Linked DNA regions of Homo sapiens: region 1 is linked to region 2. Evidence: read pairs that join two places in POLR2A ChIA-PET (ENCODE). Cell type or tissue: B cell. All regions are shown on one strand. Region 1 overlaps NR2F6 (nuclear receptor subfamily 2 group F member 6). Region 2 has its middle 4.6 kb from the start of IL12RB1.

What was found. Peaks named below come from ENCODE experiments on the same cell type or tissue, not always from the same donor. Only the 100,000 strongest peaks of a DNase experiment are listed, where the experiment ranks them.
Region 1: POLR2A ChIA-PET joins it to region 2 with 13 read pairs; 3 of 35 experiments call an interaction of 5 or more read pairs at or near these places.

The regions. Positions count from the first base shown.
Region 1 is chr19:17,231,459-17,233,958 of GRCh38, reverse strand. NR2F6 (nuclear receptor subfamily 2 group F member 6) reads left to right here. Exons shown (of 4, transcript NM_005234.4): 4 at 1,333-2,076. The coding sequence ends at 1,607. Among named protein-coding and RNA genes, the nearest start is that of OCEL1, 6.5 kb to the right of the region's middle. In B cell, no CTCF peak of the experiment used is centred here; no DNase peak of the experiment used is centred here.
Region 2 is chr19:18,090,292-18,092,791 of GRCh38, reverse strand. It overlaps a transcript of IL12RB1 not described here. Among named protein-coding and RNA genes, the nearest start is that of IL12RB1, 4.6 kb to the right of the region's middle. In B cell, no CTCF peak of the experiment used is centred here; a DNase peak (open chromatin) is centred at 1,401; H3K4me3 peaks cover 1,043 bases; H3K27ac peaks cover 2,094 bases.

The sequences.
Region 1 (2,500 bases), 860 kb after region 2:
GCCACCGCGCCTGGCCTTCCCAGATTTCTTCTTGGCTTCCTATCTTGGGTCTCTCTCTAGAGGCTGCCACATTCTCTCACACCGTAGGCCCTTCTGGGCTCTGTCTTCCTCATCAAATTCCCTTCCCAGCCCCACCTTCCCTGCGAGCTTCCTTAGAACCCATCTCCTTGGCCTGGCTGGTGGCCCTGTAATCCCAGCACTTTGGGAGGCCGAGGTGGGGAGATTGCTTGAGGTCAGGAGTTCAAGACCAGCCTGGCCAACACAGCAAAACCCGTCTCTACTAAAAATACAAAAATTAGCTAGGCGTGGTGGAGTGTGCCTGTAATGCCAGCTACTTGTGAGGCTGCGGCAGGAGAATCACTTGAACCCGGAGGCAGAGGTTGCAGTGAGATCGTGCCACTACACTTCAGCCTGGGCGACAGTGTGAGACTCTATCTTAAAGAAAAAAAAATTAGAACCTGTCTCCCTGCCAAAGGCATGAGTTGGGTGCCAGCCACCCTTGAAACATCACTGCCTGCACCCCTATGTCACTGGTTAGATGAGAACACCTCACTATCTCTGGAGGATCGACACAGTCTTAGATAGTCCCATTTGCATCCCAGGGTCGTTTTTTGTTTTGTTTTGTTTTGTTTTGTTTTGTTTTGTTTGAGACAGGGTCTTATTACTCTGTCGCCCAGGCTGTGCTATGATCATGGATCACTGTAGCCTCAAACTCCTAGGCTCAAGAGATCCTCCCACCTCAGCCTCTTGAGGAGCTGGGACTACAAGCGTGTGCCATCACACTGGACTAATTTTTATTTTTTATTTATTTTGAGACAGGGTCTCCCTCTGTTGCCCAGGCTGGAGTGCAGTGGCACGATCTCGGCTCACTGCAACCTCCGCCTCCCAGGCTCAAGCGATCCTCCCATTAGCCTTCCGAGTAGCTGGAACTGCAGGCACGCACTACCATGCCTGGCTAATTATTCTTATTTTTAGTAGAGACGGAATATCATCATGTTGGCCAGGCTGGTCTTGAACTCCTGACCTCAAGTGATCCACCTGCCTCAGCCTCCCAAAGTGCTGGGATTACAGGCGTGAGCTACTGTGCCCAGCCCCAGCTGATTTGTTTTTGCAGAGAAGGGATCATACTATGTTGCCCTGGCTGGTCTCAAATCCTGGCCTTAAATGATGCTTCTGCCTTGGCCTCCCAAAGTGCTGGGACTGTGGCCGTGAGCCATCATGCCCGGCCCCCTGTTCTTACCCACAGTGGCGAGTGGTGTCCCCTAGTCACCCCTGTGGGCTCTGTGTTCTCTAGCTGCCTCCCACCTGTCTGACTTGCCTTTGTCCCCCTAGACGCCTGTGGCCTCTCAGACCCGGCCCACGTTGAGAGCCTGCAGGAGAAGGCGCAGGTGGCCCTCACCGAGTATGTGCGGGCGCAGTACCCGTCCCAGCCCCAGCGCTTCGGGCGCCTGCTGCTGCGGCTCCCCGCCCTGCGCGCGGTCCCTGCCTCCCTCATCTCCCAGCTGTTCTTCATGCGCCTGGTGGGGAAGACGCCCATTGAGACACTGATCAGAGACATGCTGCTGTCGGGGAGTACCTTCAACTGGCCCTACGGCTCGGGCCAGTGACCATGACGGGGCCACGTGTGCTGTGGCCAGGCCTGCAGACAGACCTCAAGGGACAGGGAATGCTGAGGCCTCGAGGGGCCTCCCGGGGCCCAGGACTCTGGCTTCTCTCCTCAGACTTCTATTTTTTAAAGACTGTGAAATGTTTGTCTTTTCTGTTTTTTAAATGATCATGAAACCAAAAAGAGACTGATCATCCAGGCCTCAGCCTCATCCTCCCCAGGACCCCTGTCCAGGATGGAGGGTCCAATCCTAGGACAGCCTTGTTCCTCAGCACCCCTAGCATGAACTTGTGGGATGGTGGGGTTGGCTTCCCTGGCATGATGGACAAAGGCCTGGCGTCGGCCAGAGGGGCTGCTCCAGTGGGCAGGGGTAGCTAGCGTGTGCCAGGCAGATCCTCTGGACACGTAACCTATGTCAGACACTACATGATGACTCAAGGCCAATAATAAAGACATTTCCTACCTGCACAGCCTCCCTGGTCTTTATTTTTATTTTTTATTTTTGAGACGGAGTCCTACTTCGTCACCCAGGCTGGAGTGCAGTGGCGTGATCTTGGCTCACTGTAACCTCTGCCTCACAGGTTCAAGCGATTCTCCTGCCTCAGCCTCCCCAGTAGCTGGAACTACAGGCACCCACCACGATGCCCAGCTAATTTTATTTTTGGTAGAGATGGGGTTTCACCATGTTGACCAGGTTGGTCTCGAACTCCTGACCTCAGGTGATGCACCTGAGGCCTCCAAAAGTGGATTACAAGCGTGAGCCACTGTGCCTAGCCTCACTTACTTTCTTTTGGTCAACCTTAATCTTTTTTTTTTTTTTTTTTTTTTTTTTTGAGATGGAGTTTCGCTGTTTCACCTGGGCTGGAGTGCAGTGGTGCAATCTTGGCTCAGTGC
Region 2 (2,500 bases):
TGGCTCATGCCTGTAATCCCAGCACTTTGGGAGGCTGAGGTGGGAGGATCCCTTGAGACCAGGAGTTTGAGACCAGCCTAGGCAACATAGTGAGACCACATTTCTTTTTTTTTTTTTTTTTCAGACAGAGTTTTGCTCTTGTCTCCTAGGCTGGGGTGCAGTGGCACAATCTCAGCTCACTGCAACCTCCGCCTACCAGGTTCAAGCGATTCTCCTGCCTCAGCCTCCTGAGTAGCTAGGATTACAGGCGCGTGCCACCATGCCTGGCTAATTTTGTATTTTTATTTTATTTTATTTTTTTGAGACAGAATTTCACTCTTGTTGCCCAGGCTGGAGTGCAATGGCACGATCTTGGCTCACCGCAAACCCCGCTTACCAGGTTCAAGTGATTCTCTTGCCTCAGCCTCCCAAGTAGCTGGGATTACAGACAGGAGCCACCATGCCCGGCTAATTTTGTATTTTTAGTAGAGACGGGGTTTCTCCATGTTGGTCAGGCTAGTCTCGAATTCCTGACCTCAAGTGATCTGCCCACCTCGGCCTTCCCAAAGTGCTGGGATACAGGCATGAGACCACATTTCTACCAAAAACTGAAAAAAAAAAAAAAAAAGCTGGATGGTCGAGGGGCGGTGGCTTACGCCGGTAATCCCAGCCCTTTGGGAGGCCGAGGCCAGCAGATCACTTAAGGTCAGGCATTTGAGACCAGCCTGGACAACATGGTGAAACCCCATCTCTACTACAAATACAAAAATTAGCTGGGTGTGGTGGTGCATGTCTGTAATCCCAGCTACTCAGGAGGCTGAGGCAGGAGAATTGCTTAAACTCAGGAGGCGGAGGTTATAGTGAGCTGAAATCGCACCACTGCACTCCAGCCTGGGTGACTGAGCAAGACTCTGTCTCAAAAGTAAAAAAAAAAAAAAAAAAAAGAAAAGCCAGGCATCATGGTGGCATTGGCCTGTGTCTCAGCTATATCAGAGGCTGAGGTAGAAGGATAGCTTGAAACTGGGAGGTTGAGGCTGCAGTGAGCTATGATTGTGTCACTGCACTCCAGCCTGGGTAACAGAGTGAGACCCTGTCTCAAATAAAAATAATAATTAAACATCCTCAAATGATCCCTCAGAGGCATTAGAAAGTCCTGATTGAATGATGAAAATTGTTCTTGTTGATGAGTGATGCCTATGAGTTTGTTAAATTAACAAATGGGTTGTCTCCTGGCTAACTCCTATGCATCCTTCAACACCCTCTTTAGATGATCCTCAGCGACGTTAGGGTCTCTTGCCACATGGAGGGAAGCTCGGCCCTCCTCCTCGGGCTGAAGGTCTCTCTCCCTGAGAAGGCGGAAGCTGAGGAGGTGGGGAAGTGCTGTGGTTCCTCCCGTCATGTTTTCTGGGGCCCTCGTGACTCGATCCTTCCTGCTTCACCCGCCCCCGAGTCTGTGGGGCACCTGAAAGTGGGGCAGCCCTGGGAACTTATCTCAGACGAGCTTCTGGGGCAGCTGGGTGGGGCCATAAGGGGCCCACAGGGCCTCTTGGCAGGCCTAGAGACGGAGGGAAGGAGGTGGGCTTGCCAAGATGTGGCAAGGGGAAGGTGGGATGTGGGGAACTTCAGAGGGAGTGTCAGGTTGTGACTTCAATAAGGGGAGAAATACCACTTCACCTTTGTCTGGGGTACCCCTCCAGCTCACACACCTGCCATGGCTCCCTACCGCCCTCGGAGAAAGCCAGGCCCTTTAGCCTGGCGCTCGAGGCCCCAGCCCATCACCCCACAGAAACCCAGACCCACTGTGTCCATCTTGGTGGTCCCCAAAGCACCTCCTCTGGACTTTTGCCTCTGCTGTGGCCTCTGCCGGAGATGCCCTGTAATTCTATACATTCTAGCTCAAGTGTCCCTCCTCCAGGCAGTCCTCCCTGCTCCACTTCAGGGCACCCGGCCTCCATCTGTTCCTGATCCCAAGGGGCTAGGGGCGTCTGTGTCCAGCTTTTCACCTCCCCAGCCCTGTATCTCCCTCCCTCGATGTTTTTCCAGCAGCTGCCAGGCAGAGGCCACTGGGGAACAACAACAATGACTAATCACACTGGCCAGCGGGTGGACAGCGCTCACTGCAAGCCAAGCCCTCCTTCATACTCACAAAAGCCCATTTTGCAGGTGGGAAAGATGAGGCCTGAGAGGGCCAACCTTGGTGCGGGTGGGGGAAGCCCTGAGGCACGGTCTCCACTCTGGAAGGGGCAAAACTATACTCCACAAGGGGTGGTTTGAATCCATCTCTTCATCTCCAGCTGGGGCCTCAGGTGGTCTGAGTGCCCCTGGACTCAGTTTCCCAATCTGTGAAATAAGGCAAGTGAGGGACTCTCCAGGAATTGGTGGAGTTGGGAGGGTCTCAGGATGGTCAGGAGGGGGCCATGACTTTCCTCTGATCTCTACCTATTTCCTCCACCTTTCTTGTTATTTTTTGAGCAGGGTCTTGCTCTGTGGCCCAGGCTGGAGTGCAGTGGCGCAATTAGAG